Linked DNA regions of Homo sapiens: region 2 is linked to region 1. Evidence: read pairs that join two places in POLR2A ChIA-PET (ENCODE). Cell type or tissue: OCI-LY7. All regions are shown on one strand. Each heading gives the region's core, and the rest is flanking DNA. Links, peaks and the distances in the headings are about the cores only. Region 1 overlaps SPTLC2 (serine palmitoyltransferase long chain base subunit 2). Region 2 overlaps AHSA1 (activator of HSP90 ATPase activity 1).

Region 1 (9,013 bases), core at 780-8,779:
CACACACACACACACACACACACAAATACAAAAAATTAGCTGGGCGTGGTGGTGCACGCCTGCAGTCCCAGCTACTCAGGAGGCTGAGGCATGAGAATCACTTGAACCCAGAAGGCAGAGACTGCAGTGAGCTGAGATCATGCGATTGCACTCCAGCCTGGATGATAGAGCAAGACCCTGTCTCAAAAAAAAAAAAAAAAAAGACAAGGTTTCACTCTGTCACCCAGGCTAGAGTGCAGTGGCTCAATCACAGCTCACAGCAGCCTTGAACTCCTAGGTACAAGTGATCCTCCCACCTCAGTCTCCCAAGTAGCTAAGACTATGGGTGTAGGCCACCACACCCAGCTAATTTTTTAATTTTCTTGTTGAGACAGGGTCTTGTTACATTGCTCAGGTTGGTCTCAAACTCCTGCGCTCAAGCTATCTTCCCACCTCAGCCTCCCAAAGTGCTTGAAATTACAGGTGTGAGCTAACACGCCTGGCCTCTGGCCTTGTATCTTAAACATTTACCGAGCGTCTAATATGTGCCAAGCACTCTATAGTACAGAGTAGTAAACAAAAAGGTAATAATCCTTGCCCTCTTGGAATTTGTATTCTGGTGGAAGAGATAAACATATAAAATACAAAGTTTGCTAGTCCAGGCTCAGTGGCTCACGCCTGTAATCCCAGCACTTTGGGAGGCCGAGGTGGGCAGATAGATAAACATGAGCCCAGGAGTTCAAGACCAGCCTGGCCAACATGGCAAAGCCCTGTCTCTACTAAAAACACAAAAATTAGGTGTGGTTGCACATGCCTGTAGTCCCAGCCACTCTGGAGGCTGAGGCAGGAGAATTGCTTGAACCTGGGAGACAGAAGTTGCAGTAAGCCGAGATCGCGCCATTGCACTCCAGCCTGGGCAACAGAGCAAGACACTGTCTCAAGAAAATAAAAATAAATAAAAATAAAAATAAATAAAGTATGTTAGACAGTGACAAATACCAACAGAAACAAAAGCAAAAAGGAAAGGGGGAGACATGCTGCAAATTAGCTGGGGTGCCCTGGGTAGAACAGAGGATAAAATGGAAGTGAGGGAACTAGCCATGGGACTATTTGAAGGAAAAGCTTTCCTGGCATGAAAAACAGGGAAAACAGGTAACAGGGAAACTCTTGCAAACCTAACACTGGCACTAGTCCAAACGGATACAGAGGTAAACCTACTGCCACTAGTCCAAACAGATACAGTGGTAAACCTACTACACAAAGCTTCTTTGAAAGGTTTATTTTGAGTATAGTTTTTTACCAGTGAGAAATCCCTATAGTAAGTAGAGATGACTGCTCCATATGATGAAATATTATTCAGCAATAGGAAGCAATGAAGTACCGATACATGCTACAACATGAACTTCAAATACATTACGCCAAGTGAAAGGAGCCAGACACAGAAGAACATACACTGTATGATCCCATTTACATGAAACATCCATTTATATGAAAAGTCCCGAATAGTAAATCTACAGAGACAGAAAGTAGATTAGTGGCTGCCGAGGGTGGGGAGGGTGGATGAGGAAGGAGTGACTGCTAATGGTTCATGGTTTCTTTTTCAGAAGAGAAAAACATTACAAAATTAAATTGTGGTGCTGGCTGCACAACTCTGTAGATATACTAAAAACCATTGTATCGTACACTTTAAATAGGTAACCTTTATGATATGTCAATTATTTAAAAAGACTACTGCTGTCCTGTGCCCAGCAACTAACACAAAACAATGAAATACAGTGCTCTTTATTTTTTATTCTTCTTATTTTTTTTAGACAATCTCGCTCCATTGTCCAGGGTGGAGTGCAGTGGTGCAATCTTAGCTCACTGCAACTTCCACCTCCCAGGTTCAGATGATTCTGGGGGAGCTAAGTAGTGCTCTTCTGTATGTATGTATGTATGTATGTATGTATGTATGTATGTATTTATTTTTAGACGGAGTTTCTCTCTTGTTGCCCAGGCTGGAGTGCAATGGTGTGATCTTGGCTCACTGCAACCTCCACCTCTCTGGTTCAAGTGATTCTCGTGCCTCAGCCTCCCAAGTAGCAGGGATTACAGGCATGTGCCACCACGCCCCAGATAATTCTTGTATTTTTAGTAGAGACCGGGTTTCACCATGTTGGTCAGGCTGGTCTCAACTCCTGACTTCAGGTGATCCGCCCGCCTTGGCCTCCCAAAGTGCTAGGATTATAGACGTGAGCCGCCGTGCCCAGCCAGTTGTGTTCTTTTTAAATGTAGAATCATACACAGAATTAAAGAAGACAAACCAAACAATCAATCCCCTAGCTTAATGCACCAAAATGACAGGTACCAGAATATTCTTAGTACGCTACTTTTTTTTTTTTATTTTGAGACAGTCTCTATTGCCCAGGCTGGAGTGCTGTGACAAGATCTCAGCTTACTGCAACTTCCGCCTCCCAGGTTCAAGCCATTCTCCTGCCTCAGCCTCCCAAGTAGCTGGGATTACAGGTGCCCACCACCACGCCTGGCTAATTTTTGTATTTTTAGTAGAGATGGGGTTTCATCACGTTGGCCAGGCTGGTCTTGAACTCCTGACCTCAGGTGATCCACCCACCTCGGCCTCCCAAAGTGCTGGGATTATAGGTGTGAGCCATCGCACCCGGCTGTACGCTACTTTTTGAAGGAGGCCAAGAATAAAATCCCTCTGGGAATTCCTAGTAATGTATTTGAATTTCTTTCTTTCTTTTGTATCTTGAAAATAAGCCTATTGGGATATAAACATATAATGTCCCTTCGCCGTATCCTATCCCTCCCATTTTTAATCTACTTATTTTTTGTAACTTTTATTTTAGGTTCAGGGGTACGTGTGCAGGTTGTGCAGGTAAACTCGCATCACAATGGCTTGTTGTACAGATTATTTTGTCACCCAGGTACTAAGCCTAGCACCCAATGGGTTATTTTTTCTAATCCTCTCCCTCTTCCTACCCACCACAAGTGTCATTTTCCTCTTTGTATCCATATGTTCTCATCATTTAGCTCCCACTTATAAGTGAGAACAGGCTAGGCACGGTGGCTCACTCCTGTAATCCCAGCACTTTGGGAGGCCAAGGCAGGCTGAGGTCAGGAGTTTGAGACCAGGCTGGCCAACATGGTGAAACCTTGTATCTACTAAAAATACAAAAAATTAGCTGGGCGTGGTGGTGCATGACTGTAATTCCAGCTACTTGGGAGGCTGAGGCAAGAGAATCACTTGAACCGTGGAGGCGGAGATTGCAGTGAGCCGAGATCACGCCACTGTACTCCAGCCTGGGCGACAGAGTGAGACTCCATCTCAAAAAAAAAAAAAATTAAAAAAATTAAAAAATAAGTGAGAATGTGGTATTTGGTCCTCCCGTTTTTAAATATCTGATCATGAACAAGCTGTGGAGGCAAAATGTTAGTTTAAAATTTTGTCAGTGTGTGGTAACTACCTACCATAATTTACTCCTTACGTTCCTAGCTATTTCCTATCTAAATATTAGAATATTTTTTTCTGAATTAAATTTTTTCATTTTGTAGAGATGAGGTTTCATTATGTTGTGTCAGCTGGTCTCAAACTCCTGGCCTTGAGTGATCCTCCTGCCTCAGCCTAGAACATCTTTATTAATTCAAGCTTTTGCTGTATCTGTCACGTACGTGTTTCTGAACTACTAGCTTCACCTCACATCACAAAGAAATAATCCATAGATTGAGAAAAACAACATTCTCATCCAAAACACCACGAATAACAGAGGATTAAGGGGTAAAGAATTCCAAGAATTTTATGCAATGTATATAAAATAGAACAAACTCATGGTAACTCATCTTTATTGGTATGATCATGTGATTTAGTTGTATTCAAAGCAACATACGGTATTTCCTTACATCAAAGAATTAACACAGTTAAACTGGGCTCTCTTTTATAATGAAATGAGGAAGAAAACCAGGATGTGGTTATGAATACCACTCTCTCAGTGAAATGAGGAAGTAGCAACATTATGTTTGCATTTTATGATCCCAAGCAACCACTTTCCCTCACCTCCTTCCAGTTTAACACTTAATTTGCCTCCCTCTTTCCCCATCTCTAATCCAACATTAGAAAACAAACATGATCTATCACAGGAAAGGAATGACTTTTCCTTTCCCTCTAAAAGCTGAATTTTTGTAAGAAAATGGCAGAAGTTGGCTGTTTTAAATGCTAATGTTATCTACTGGGAATATTCTATTGAAATGAATTTGAATAATTTAATAAAATCCTCTCCATAAACTGCAGAGGCAAATGCTCTCCTCAGCCTCCCATTTCCTTGTATTACTTCCTCCAAGAATTGTTTCCTGATTAACCCTATGCTACTCAGATACTTTTTTTGTTCTATATCTTCATATAATCTAAGTATTATTTACTTGTATAATGGTTTTGCAAAGGCCCATAACTTTCAAATGTTTGTTTCCTCAACAAAATTAGAAACTACTTAAGAATAAAATCTGTGTGTTCTAATTCTTTCACACAAAGGATACACAGGCAGCTCCCAACACTTAAACCACCAATTTACTTTCTGTAAACATGAAACAAGTTCCAAAGATAATGTACTCACAAAGTAATTCAGATACATCTTGTTGGTTTCATTCATTCATCACACTTTGAGCACCAGCTGCACAAGCTGTATGAAAAATCCCCTGATCAAAAACTGCCCTTGGGGTCATGGTGGCTCACTCCTATAATCCCAACACTTTGGGAGGCCAAGGCAGGAGGATCGCTTGAGCACAGGAGTTTGAGACCAGCCTGGGCAACATGGCGAGACGCTGTCTCTATTTAAAAACAAAAACAAAAACAATACTCCTCATTGCCTACCAAACTTCTTACTTTGATTTTCAAAACACAATTTCTCTTCTGTCTACATTCCAGATTCTCCCAAACATTCTTCATGCCTTTGCCTATACTATCCCCTCATCCAGGAATGTGCTGTCTGCACCACAATCAGCACTTCCCTCACCACCAGCAATACACGTCAATTATCAAGTTTCGACTATGCATCTACACTAGGAGAGGTCCCTGCAGATAAAGAGTTTTTAGTTTGAATATTTAAATAAAACTTCAGCTACCATCGGTCATAACTGCCATCAACTCAGTCTAGTAGGAGGATACAGGCCTGTGAACAAGTAACTACAATACTGTACAACCTAGGAAGGGTATGGTAAGCTGTCACTGAGGGCTATACAAAATCAACGTACTGTAGATGCACTCTGAGTGGACATGCTCAGGGGGAGAAGGGGGATCAAAACGTATTAAAAATGTGGGCCAGGCACAGTGGCTCGCATCTGTAATCCCAGCACTTTGGGAGGCCGAGGCAGGTGGATCGTTTGAGGTCAAGGAGTTTGAGAACAGCCTGGCCAACATGGTGAAACCTCGTTTCTACTAAAAATACAAAATTATCTCGGGAGTGGTAGCACATGCCTGTACTCCCTGCTACTTGGGAAGCTGAGGCATGAGAATTGCTTGGACCCGGGAGGCGGAGGTTGCAGTGAGCCGAGATCACACCACTGTACTCCAGCCTGGGTGACTGAGCGAGACTCTTGTCTAAAAAATAATGATAATAAAATAAAAAATGTTAAAAATGTGTTTGGGTTTTAAAAGATAAAAATTACTTAGGGTTACTGGACCAACTTCTGAATGCAGGGCTTTGCATTCAAAAAACTTATTTACCTTCTTTGTGAAATTAACTTGCAGGGCAATGAGTAGGATGGCCAACTTGTGCTGGGGCTCGGATGGAGTACAAGATGGTTGAGATGAGAGAGAAAGGATGCCTAATCTTGAGTTCTCCCAGGAGCCACTTTTGAATCCATGTATCTACTGACTGGTTTTGTCTTCCTAGTAACTGACAATGTTTTCGTGATATACTCTTCCCATTTGCACATGACCACTATCCATTACCTGAATAATTGTTTCTTCTACAATCAATGTTCACTGGCTCGTCTCAGCGTTGACTTTGCTCACCCCACACCTGCCTCTTTTCCTCGGACGCACAGGAACCACAAAAAAACTCTAATGTCTTAAGTCCTTCTCTAATCTGGTACATTTGCCTGGGCTAAAAGACAACCTTTTGCCATGTGGGACATGCCAAGAACACACAGGTTTGTTTTATTTTTAGTAAAATTAGGCATCTTTAACCCTCATTTTATTTATTTATGGAGACTAGGTAACACATATGTAATGTATACAACTCCAGAAGTGAGCTTCAAGTCAATAACAAGTAAAAAAAACAAAAAAACTGGCCAGGCACAGTGGTTCACACCTGTAATCCCAGCACTTTGGGAGGCCGAGGTGGGTGGATCACAAGGTCAGGAGATTGAGACCATCCTGGCTAACACAGTAAAACCCCGTCTCTACTAAAAACACAAAAAAAATTAGCCGGGCACGGTGGCAGGCACCTGTAGTCCCAGATACTGGGGAGGCTGAGGCCAGAGAATGGTGTGAACCCGGGAGGCGGAGCTTGCAGTGAGCCGAGACCGAGCCACTGCACTCCAGCCTGGGCGACAGAGCAAGACTTGTCTCAAAAAAAAAAAAAAAATTAGCCGGGCGTGGTGGCAGGTGCCTGTAGTCCCAGCTACTTGGGAGGCTGAGGCAGAAGAATGGTGTGAACCCAGGAGGCAGAGCTTGCAGTGAGCCGAGATCGCACCACTGCACTCCAGCCTGGGTTGACAAAGCGAGACTCTGTCTCAAAAAATAAACAAACAAACAAACAAACAAAAAACCCTTCAGAGGTACAAAGGAACATGCAGAGAAAAGTGAAGTGAATGAAGAAGCCCTCTTCCCCAGACAACCATGCTCATATGTTTGCCATTCCTAAAACAAGAGTGTTGTTTACCGTAAATAGAATCGGTTGGCCACATTCTGTATTACAGCTTGTTTGTCTGGGGAGAGGAGCTGATGTGTGAATCACCCAACTATGTATAATGTATCTATGAGAAAACACATTATTAATTCCAAAGAATACAACCTTTTCAGAAAATGGTAAACACAACCTGGGATTCAGCATGCTGGTATGAACAGAAAGAGCAAGGCTTTTTCACTTCACAGTCCTCTGTCCACACAGCAGCTCTGACACCTGGCATCTTGGGAAACGTTGTTTAACTTGTGACTTTTTGATTTCTAATCCATAAAACAGGGATAGTGCCGCCCACCTCCTTAGGTTCTTCTTGATTAAACCCATGATGAATGCTTTGATATCTTTAACCTTGTTATTTTTCAGCTTTCTTTGTAGAATGTTTTCATTTAACTGCATCTGGAATAGTTTAATTTTAATGTGTACCCAAATTTCTGAGAAAAAGCTTTTGTGCAAAAATACTAAGATTTCCATAAAAGGCTTCTATTTACAGAATCAAAAACTCTCTAACAGTTACCTTTTGTTCTTCTCTTTCTGTTGCATGGTGACACTTTTCAATTCTCCAATACCTCAAGAAATCTCGAAGATATCCAAAGAGGGTGAGTACGCCATACCCCACATACGTGAGCACAGCAACCAGCATTGGTGTTTCTTCAAAAGCTTCATTAAACGGTCTTTTATATAGTCCTCCATTTTGTGTAACATGATGGATCTAAAAGAGAGGTTAAAAATGTTTATTTCCATCATGGCAAGAAAAACATTCCTACCTAAAATCTAGGTCCTTAGAGATTTGCTGAATTATACCTTAAGAATTTTCTAAGTTCCGCCGGGCGCACTGGCTCACACCTGTAATCCCAGCACTTTGGGAGGCTGAGGCGGGCAGATCACTTGAGGTCAGGAGTTCAAGACCAGCCTGGTCAACATGGTGAAACCTGTCTCTACTAAAAATGCAAATATTAGCCAGGATTGGTGGTGCACACCTCTAATCCCAGCTACTTGGGAGGCTGAGGGAGGAGAGTTGCTTGAATCTGGGAAGTGGAGGCTGCAGTAAGCCAAGATCACGCCACTGCACTCCTGCCTGGGTGACAGAGCAAGACTCCGTGTCAAAAAAAAAAAGGAATTTTCTAAGTTCCAACCTCACTGGAAACAAGAAAAAAAAAAAAAAGAATTTTAGGCCAGGCACGGTGGCTCACGCCTATAATCCCAGCACTTTGGGAGGCCGAGGCGGACGAATCACCTGAGGTTGGGAGTTCAAGCCCAGCCTGATCACATGGAGAAAACCCATCTCTACTAAAAATACAAAACTAGGTGGGTGTGGTGGCGCATGCCTATAATCTCAGCTATTCAGGAGGCTGAGGCAGGAGAATTGCTTGAACCTTGGAGATGGAAGTTGTGGGGAGCCGAGATCAAGCCATTGCACTCCAGCCTGGGAAATAAGAGCGAAACCCCATCTCAAAAAAAAAAAAAAAAAGAATTTTGTAAGCAACAGTCAAATCTAACACTAAGAGATAAGCAGGGCTACTTGTTTTCAATAGAAATAACTTATAAATTATATGCCCTTCAGATGAACAGTAAAAGAAGGGGAGCAAGAAGGACTGCATAAGAACACCACCTAACACTGATTTTTATCATTATTTGATTTTCTTAAATAGATTCTAAAATGCTAGCATAATTTCTTTTGTTCTAATAAAAAAAGCAAAAAATATAAATCAACAAAGAGAAAGCCTGTCCCAAAAAAGTACTATATTGGCCTACAGATGAAGAGATCAAAAGTTCAAAAGTAAATTCAGCTTTATTAGAATGTAAAATATTTGTAAATGTTTTACTACCACACATTCTTAAAGCCACCCAGCCATAGTATTCCAAATAATTATCAGCAGTAGGCCCCTGCAGAAACACGTAGTTCAAATTAACCTTTGTTGGTAGTGATAACACAAGTAAATCATGCAAAAAACTAAGATGTTTATATAAGTGTGGTCCAGGCTGGGTGCAGTGGCGCATGCCTGTAATCCTAGCACTTTGGGAGGCCAAGGTGGGCAGATAACTTGAGCCCAGGAGTTTGAGACCAGCCTGGGCACATGGCAAAATCTTGCCTCTACAAAAACAAAAAACAAAAACACTAGCTGGACATGGTGGCA
Region 2 (9,013 bases), core at 270-8,269, 120 kb before region 1:
TCATGACTGAAACACCTACACACTCAAATTCCCTTCAAACCCCTTGGAATAATTACCCTTGGAGGTGAACATTTTTATGAGAATGAATGGTACAACTGTCTCTGAAGCCACGTTGATTGAGGTTGTATCATTACTCTGTATTGATCATTTTCACTGCCACCTTCACAGGCTAAGCCTGCTCCTTCAAAAACCCAGGCCAGACCTGTTGGAGTCAAAATCCCCACTTGTAAGATCACTCTTAAGGAAACCTTCCTGACGTCACCAGAGGAGCTCTATAGAGTGTTTACCACCCAAGAGGTAAGTAAGTCTTGTCCTTCAGGCCTCATGCCATCTGCCCTTCTAGGTGACTTGAGTTGGGGGCATATCCCTTCAGCAGTGTACAGAAGAGGTACTCACAAACTCACAACTGGAGCCATGAGGCCTTCATCAAAGTGAATTTTTCCCTCCCTCTATTCTCTTTTTTTTTTTTTGAGACGGAGTCTCGCTCTGTCACCTGCCCAGGCTGGAGTGCAGTGGCACAATCTCAGCTCACTGCAACCTCTGCCTCCCAGGTTCCAGCAATTCTCCTGCCTCAGCGTCCTGAACAGCTGGTACTATAGGCACACGCCATCACGCCTAGCTAATTTTTATGTTTTTTAGTAGAGATGGGGTTTCACCATATTTTTTAGTAGAGATGGGCTGGTCTGAAACTCCTGACCTCAAGTGATCTGCCTGCCTCAGCCTCCCAAAGTGCTGGGATTACAGGTGCAAACCACTGTGCTCGGCCATATTTATTTATTTTAAAAACAAAAGACCTGGTCTTGCTATGTTGCCCAGACTAACGTTGAACTTCTGGGCTCAAGCGATCCTCCTTCCTCAGCCTCCTGAGTAGCTGGGACTACAGGTGCACACTACCGTGCCTGTTCCAGTTTTGGGTCATATAAGTAGAAACCACTGAGTGAATCTTACTAGAAAAGTGAATGGCCATTCTTGGTTACTCTGTAGCACAGAAGAATTCCTGGCTTCTTTGTGTTGCACAGCTGACTTGTGCCATTCTGCTGCTATAGTGTGGAGTTGAGAAACATGACCGTATTCAGCTTTATTATCTGATAGTAAAGGTGGTTAGGATATGTGGAAGTTCCCATATACTCTGGGACAAAATTTCAAGATCTTATTTTTTAAACAAAAATGTAAATACAGCCATAAATTAAGAGGTACCATGTAGTATATGGGTGTTAGTATGTCTGTGCGCCTGCACCCAAAATACTCTCGTGATAAGTTCTCTCCCCCTTAGAAAACCAAGAACTGGAGAAGCAATTAAATGGACTGGGTTTTCTAGAAATTTAAAAAGATGTGTATAAACAAAATTGTACTGTACTTCAGAAAGTTATCTTAGTTGACTCCAGAGATGTGTTATGACCTGGCTATGCCAAAGACTGCATTCGATGGCTAACTTGGTTCTACTTGGTGCCTGCTGCCTTGAAGGACTTAGCAGCATAGCTGTGGTCTTCATGTGAATTGAATTTAGCACTTCAACACAGACTTCAGTTGAATCTCTGCTTCCAAACTAGCTAAAGTTTTCAGAGTTTTAAAATACTTTTGTATGGGAGGATTCCTAACATTTTTAACCTTCTGTTTATTTTTAATTTTGTACCATGTATTCGTATTACCTACTTTAAAAAATAGTAAAGTCTTATTAAAAGTAAAAGCGGCACCGTTGGGTAATCGAACACAGCAAAATGATACTGATTTCATATATATGGAGTAGGCCAGGCACAGTGGCTTACATCTCTAATCCCAGCACTTTGAGGGGCTGAGGCGGGTGAATTACTTGAGCCCAGGAGTTTGAGACCAGCCTGGCCAACATGGTGAAGCCCTGTCTCTACAAAAAATACAAAAATTAGCCAGGTATGGTGGTATGCGCCTGTAGTCCCAGCTCCTCAGGAGGCTGAGGTGGGAGGATCACCTAAGCTTAGGAGGTCGGGGCTGCAGTGAGCCATGATCATGCCACTGCACTTCGGCCTGGGCAACAGAGCGAGACCTATCTCAAAAAAAATAAAAGGGCTGGGCGCGGTGGCTCACGCCTGTAATCCCAGCACTTTGGGAGGCCAAGGTGGGTGGATCACGAGGTCAGGAGTTCAAGACCAGCCTGGCCAAGATGGTGAAACCCCATCTCTACTAAAAAATACAAAAAGTTAGCCAGGCATGGTGGCATGCGCCTGTAATCCCAGCTACTACAGAGGCTGAAGCAGAGAATTGCTTAAAACCTGGACGGGCGGAGGTTGCGTGAGCCGAGATCGCGCCACTGCACTCCAGCCTGGGCAACAAAGTGAGACTCCGTCTCAATAAATAAAAAAATAAAATAAAATAAAAGATGGAATAGATCTATTTTGGGACATGTTCTCAGAAATGATAATAGAAGTCTCAAACATTTACTTGAGAATTTTCTTTCATAAGCTCATTCTTATATCTTTCTGAACCATATACAATTTCAAATAAATAAAAGTAAACGGGTCCAAAGTAATGGCATCATCAGATCAGAAAGAATTCCCGAAGTCAAGTCCTGGCTGGTATTAAAACAGAATAGAGGGACACCCTGGACCCGCCTGTGGGGCAGACTGGTGGAAATGAGAGTTGAGGCATGCAGCCTTCAGCTGGCATTTGTCCTTGGGTCCCACTGAAAGCCATGTATCTTCTGCCTCTTTTTTTTTTTTTTTTTTTTTTTCCCTGCAGCTGGTGCAGGCCTTTACCCATGCTCCTGCAACATTAGAAGCAGACAGAGGTGGAAAGTTCCACATGGTAGATGGCAACGTCTCTGGGGAATTTACTGATCTGGTGAGTACCTGCCGGCCCTAGACTCAGGTTATTGCCTCTGGTCAGATGAGTGACATTTCTCTTTTTCTGAACTCTATAGGTAAAATGTAAGGCTTTAATCTCTTTGTTAATAAAACATTTTGTTTTTCAAAAAAAGGCTGTGATTTGAACTGTCTTGCAAGTAATATAATTGCACAGATGGTAGACTCCGTATGAAGGGCAGATGACTGATCCTAGCTAGGATTGGGTACATTGTAGTATATAATATAGACTGAGCTGTTTGATTATTTTAGGTCCCTGAGAAACATATTGTGATGAAGTGGAGGTTTAAATCTTGGCCAGAGGGTAAGTAAACATATTTATTGCCATTACCCCCAGAACTTTTTCTCTTTGCTGTAATTTTTTTTTTTTTTTTTTTGGAAACAGGGTCTCACTGTCACTCAGGCTAGAGTGCAGTGGCATAATCACAGCAAACTGCAGCCTTAACCTCCCAGACCCAAACGATCCTCCTGCTTCAGCTTCCCAAGTAGCTGAGACTACGTGTGCCACCATGCCAGCTTTTTTTTTTTTTTTTTTTTTTTTACTTTTTTACTTTTTTTGTAGAGATGGGGTCCTACTACATTGTCCAGGCTAGTCTCGAACTCCTGGGCTCAAGTGATCCTCCTGCCTCAGCCTCCCAAAGTGCTGGGATTACAGGTGCATGCCACCACGCCCACGTAATTTTAGTAGAGATGGAGTTTCACCATGTTAGCCAGGCTGGTCTGGAACTCCTGACCTCTGGTGATCCGCCCACCTCAGCCTGCCAAAGTGCTGGGATTACAGGTGTGAGCCACCACGCCCAGCCAGGTTGCCCCAGTCTTAAACTCAGATGGAAACCTAGATATGAAACCTCCGTCCCCTCTGCCTTTCCCAGGACACTTTGCCACCATCACCTTGACCTTCATCGACAAGAACGGAGAGACTGAGCTGTGCATGGAAGGTCGAGGCATCCCTGCTCCTGAGGAAGAGCGGACGCGACAGGGCTGGCAGCGGTACTACTTTGAGGGCATTAAACAGACCTTTGGCTATGGCGCACGCTTATTTTAGGGCCAGCGGCAGGGGACTCCAGCCTGCTGGACACTTCAGTCCAGCTCTCTCCTGACTGGGGCTTGCGACTCACAGGATTGCATCGTCCCAGCTGCTAACTTGGGGCCGGGGCCCCTCCCTTCCACATATACCTTGGGTTTGTGCATGTTTTCTGCTGGGTGGGTTCAGAGGGCAATTTCTCTTTTATGTGTACATATGCTAAATAAACATAATTTAAAAAACATGCGTGTCTGGAACCTATGTTGATTGAGTGGCTGGTATTGAGAGCTCCCTTGAAGGTTTTGAATTCAAAAAAGAAGGACAGGGTGGACAGCCTTGTCTCTATTCTGGGTAAGTGTAGGTAATTAAGAGGCACAGAGCCTGCTTCTCACTACCAGGCATTCCTGAGCTAGTCTTTCTTACTAGTAAATAGTTTCTGCCTTTTTACCCATAACAGTAGGGGAGGGTTGGTACTTGGGTAGGGAGTGCTAACACTATGCCTCTACTGCCAGTGCAGTTGACTTCTCACTTTGCACTGCCCATGGCCTCTTACCCTCTTGCAAAGATAAGTGATCACCAGATGCTGGTTTGGGATATGGGAAGGTGGGAGATTCCTAACTTGTGGCAGCTTCTGTTACATTGCAGTTACTGAGTACTAGACACTACACTGTTTACTTGCATTAACTCATTTGATCTCTATAATACGCAGTAGGTACTGTTGTCATTTGTTTTACAAGAACTTAATTAAGCCTTGGCTTTTAAATACATGTATTTTACATATAGCCAGGCGCAGTGGCTCAGGTCTATAATCCCAGCACTTTGGGAGGCTGAGGCAGGTAGATCACTTGAGGCCAGGAGTTCAAGACCAGCCTGGCCAACATGGCGAAACCCCATCTCTACTAAAAATACAAAAATTAACTGATGAGGTGGCACACGCCTGTAATCCCAGCCACTCAGGAGGCTGAGGCACGAGAATTGCTTGAGCCCAGAAGGTGTGAGCCAAGATTGCACCACTGTACTCAAGCCTGGGTGACAGAATAAGACTGTCTTGAAAAACAAGTATTTTACATAACATATTTGCTACAGGTGAGCCTTGGATTTCTTAACACCCAGATCCAACAAGCAGAGTTGAGATTTGCAACAAGGACTGTAACTGCAGAGCCCATACTCAGCAAATTGTTGTCTTTATTTAACAATATGTGGTACCATTAAGTTTGCTGGGCACTGACCATGAGCCAAGTGTTGGGGATATAGTGGGTTCAGACTGCCACATTGCAGGAAGAGGTAACAGTACCTGAACAGGGAGAGTCACTCCTGGACAAGCCTCGCCCTGACTTCCTGCACCCCAGCGGGAGTCAGTGCTCTCTAAGCCAGACGCTACCTCCTGCAGCTACAGCTATTTCCTTCGTCTGTTTATTGCCTGTTTTATTGGGTGGCAGCAAGACTTTGCAGGCTAAAACTGGTTAAAGCAGAGTTCAAGATCTGGTTCATTTACACTTCCCAAAGCCATCTTTGGCTTGAATTACAAGAGTGCTGGGCTGAACTAATCCACATCTAGTTTGACATTACATCTGCCTCCTAGGGGTGCAAAATGACGCCTTTTGATGAAGAACCTGGAGTCTAGCTTGAATCAAATCAACAGGCCCTTCCTAACAGACTCCTAACAGAGACGATTAAAAATGAGACTTTGGGCCGGGCGCGGTGGCTCACGCCTGTAATCCCAGCACTTTGGGAGGCCGAGGTGGGCGGATCACGAGGGCAGGAGATCGAGACCATCCTGGCTAACACGGTGAAACCCCGTCTCTACTAAAAATACAAAAAATCAGCTGGGCGTGGTAGTGGGCACCTGTAGTCCCAGCTACTCGGGAGGCTGAGGCAGGAGAATGGCGTGAACCTGGGAGGCGGAGCTTGCAGTGAGCCGAGATCATGCCACTGCACTCCAGCCTGGACGACAGAGCGAGACTCCGGCTCAAAAACAATTTAAAAAAAAATTAATTAAAAAAAAATGAGACTTTGGCTGGGAGCGGTGGCTCACGCTTGTAATCCCAGCACTTTGGGAGGCCGAGGCAGGCGGATCACAAGGTCAGGAGTTCGAGACCAGCCTGGCCAACATCGCAAAACCCTGTCTCTACTAAAAATACAAAAATTAGCCGGGTGTAGTGGCGGGCACTTGTAATCCTAGCTACTAGGGAGGCTGAGGCAGGAGAATCGCTTGAACCTGGGAGGCAGAGGTTGCAATGAACCGAGACCAAGCCACTGCACTCCAGCCTGGGCGACGGAGACTCTGTCTCAAAACAAACAAACAAACAAACAAACAAATGAGCCCTTTCGGCCAGGCGCAGTGGCTCACGCCTGTAATCCCAGCATTTTGGGAGGCCAAGGCGGGCAGATACCTGAGGTCAGGGATTCGAGACCAGCCTGGCCAACACGGTGAAACCCCATCTCTACTAAAAATACAAAAATTAGCTGGGCATAATGGCAGGTGCCTGTAATCCCAGCTACTCAGGAGACTGAGTGGGAGAATTGCTTGAACCTGGGACACAGAGGTTACAGTGAGCCAAGATCACGCCATTGATTGCATTCCAGCCTGGGTGACTGAGCAAGTCTCAAAAAACAAAAAAAAAGAAAAGAAAAAGAAAAAGAAAAAGAAAAAATGAGCCTTTTCACACACACCTGGCTGGAAAGTTACCAGTTCCAGAATACTTAGAATCAATCAAGTAGAGATGACCAATATGTTCATTAAACCCAAGGCACCAGGCTAAGTGCCTGCCATGTGACATGTGCAGTTGCCATTACGTGCCAGTATTGATGGCTATTCAATTCTTACCATTGCCATTTTACTGATAACATTTTGGTAAGCCATCTGGACCTAAAAAGCAAATGGCATAGCTAGAAATAAAACTGTGGACTTCGACTTTGTGTTTGAATAGTAAAAGTTCCACTTCCTAACAAATTGGGTGAATATCCTTATCTGTAGAATGTGCATAATAGGTGTCTTGTGAGAGCGTTCGAGATGATACATGTAGAAACGCTGGCACCTGGTGTCATTTAGCAAATAGTCGCTGCTGAATCCATTCAAAAGCCCAAGTGTTTGCCCTTAAGCCAGAATGCTATTTTGAAAAGCTGGCTAATTTTAATCCAAATTGCGTATCTTGGGCTAAGAGCTCTCCATGCCTGAGAGGAAGAACAATGCACAAAAGTGGACTCCACTCCTAAAGATTCTTACTCAGTGGGTGTGGGGTGTGGCCCATAAACAGAGTTTAATAAATACCCCAGGTGATTCTAATATCAGGGATGCACTTTGAGAAGCATCTCAACATATTAACAAAACAAAACCTCATTGTAAAGGAGCCACAGCAGCACATTTGGGTCCCTTTTGTGACTAATGGGGCAAAGGATCTAATCATTCTTTCTCTTTAAAGACCTCTTGACAGAGGTCAGCAGACTCTATACTGCTGGTTACCTAAAACTCTAGGAAGCATTCAATCTGACCAGTCTTGCCTAGCCTAGGGCCATTTGTGAGGCTAACCAGAGGGGGTAAAATTGGGCAAAACCATCTTGGTTGCTGGGGTAGCTGTTAAGGTAGAAACAGTCAGTGGTGTTCATGCTGGATTCATGGCCATGGATGAACTCCTGGTGTTGGGGACAGGAAGAACAGCTAGTCAAGCCAGTGATGTGACTGACACTGGAACAGAAAGGAGTGGAGGGACCCTCTGGTTTCATGGGCTTCCTCTGGGCTCTGATACCAGCTGCTCTGGAAACCCTCCCTTCATCAGGCTCACTGCTCCCGCCGTTGGCGCTGCTCCTCACACACAGGTGCTCCTAAAGCCTGCAGCCACCTGCGCAGTGTCTTTCTCCTTTGCATTGCTCGAATAAATGTAATTTCATAGCCGACCCACTCCCCAGCCCCTTTTGTTTAGTTTCTCTCATCTGTGGCCTGACACGGTAGCAATTTAGCATGCCACTTTAAATGTACAGATTTAAAATGGGGTTGGCTAAATTCAGTATGGGTAATAGAAAACCATTAAATATAGATTAAGACAGTACGTTTAAGTGCCAAAGTGAGTTATATTAGAAAGGAGGGGAATTAGCAGTTTCCTTAGAAAGCAGACTCTGGGATTACTCTGTCTTGTTACTTTTAAAAGTTTCTGCTGAAAAATAATTAGCCTCGAACTGGGCGCAGTGGCTCATGCCTGTAATCCCAGCACTTTAGGAGGCCAAGGTGGGTGGGCTGCTTGAGCTCAGGTGTTTGAGACCAGCCTGGGCAACAGGGCGAAACCCCACCTCCACCAAAAATACAAAAAAAATTAGCGGGGGTGTGGTGGCGTGGGCCTGTGGTCCCAGCTACTTGGGAGGCTGAGGTGGGAGGATCACTTGAGACCGGGAGGCAGAGATTACAGTGAGCCGATATCGCGCCACTGCACTCCAGCCTGGGTGACAGAGGGAGACCCTGTCTCAAAAAAAATAATAATTAGCCTGTGCTAATCTTACTGAATTCCTCAGACAAGAGAAAGGGAGTGAGCATGGCTCCTGTCTGGCGGCCTGAGACACTGCCCTCTCTAACCCTCTCATATTTCTAGTTGCAGGTAGAGTATTTTTAGACTATGGTTCAGGACAGACTAATAAACTTACCTCCGGCAGTGATGGTCATTGGAAATGTCTGACTCTCCGAGTGTCTCCAGTGGTGGCTCTGGACACACCTTCCTTTACTGCGCTTCCTGATATATCCCTGTCCTTCCCCACGTCAGGAGTGACAGTGGAGTGTCTAGTTGGGGTGCCCACTGAGGCAGAGCACGGATCCACCTCTCATCTTAGAGCTGTAGTTCTTTGGGCAACTCTTTGTTGGATCCCCTGACAGCAAATTACTTCCTGGTGGAGTAAAAGTGATTTACCTCTCTGACAAAGCTCAGAGTGAATGTGCCCCTGAGGTCCAGCCAGCTCCTCGTCCATCTCCTAGGCAGTGTGAATAAGGATAACTGATATTTAGAGTCTAACTCCTGCATGCCACAAGCTCTGCCTGCCCGGCTGGTCCAGGAAATGAAAAGGAGCCTGCTGTGGGTTAAGTAAGTTACAAGCACACCCATGGGAGTTTGACTTGGACCATAAGCAAGGGTTCCTTACACTCCTCCGCTCTGCCGGGGCCCGAAAGTCTTCA

Evidence for each region. ChIA-PET counts read pairs that join two places held together with the same protein. Peaks named below come from ENCODE experiments on the same cell type or tissue, not always from the same donor. Only the 100,000 strongest peaks of a DNase experiment are listed, where the experiment ranks them.
Region 2: POLR2A ChIA-PET joins it to region 1 with 10 read pairs; 6 of 35 experiments call an interaction of 5 or more read pairs at or near these places.

Annotation. Positions count from the first base shown.
Region 1 is chr14:77,589,794-77,598,806 of GRCh38, forward strand. SPTLC2 (serine palmitoyltransferase long chain base subunit 2) reads right to left here. Exons shown (of 12, transcript NM_004863.4): 2 at 7,393-7,587. Among named protein-coding and RNA genes, the nearest start is that of SPTLC2, 22 kb to the right of the region's middle. In OCI-LY7, for the core only: no CTCF peak of the experiment used is centred there; DNase peaks (open chromatin) are centred at 1,501 and 3,938; H3K4me3 peaks cover 2,396 bases; H3K27ac peaks cover 6,230 bases.
Region 2 is chr14:77,465,371-77,474,383 of GRCh38, forward strand. AHSA1 (activator of HSP90 ATPase activity 1) reads left to right here. Exons shown (of 9, transcript NM_012111.3): 6 at 169-297; 7 at 2,713-2,814; 8 at 3,087-3,138; 9 at 3,707-4,102. The coding sequence ends at 3,879. Among named protein-coding and RNA genes, the nearest start is that of AHSA1, 12 kb to the left of the region's middle. In OCI-LY7, for the core only: no CTCF peak of the experiment used is centred there; no DNase peak of the experiment used is centred there.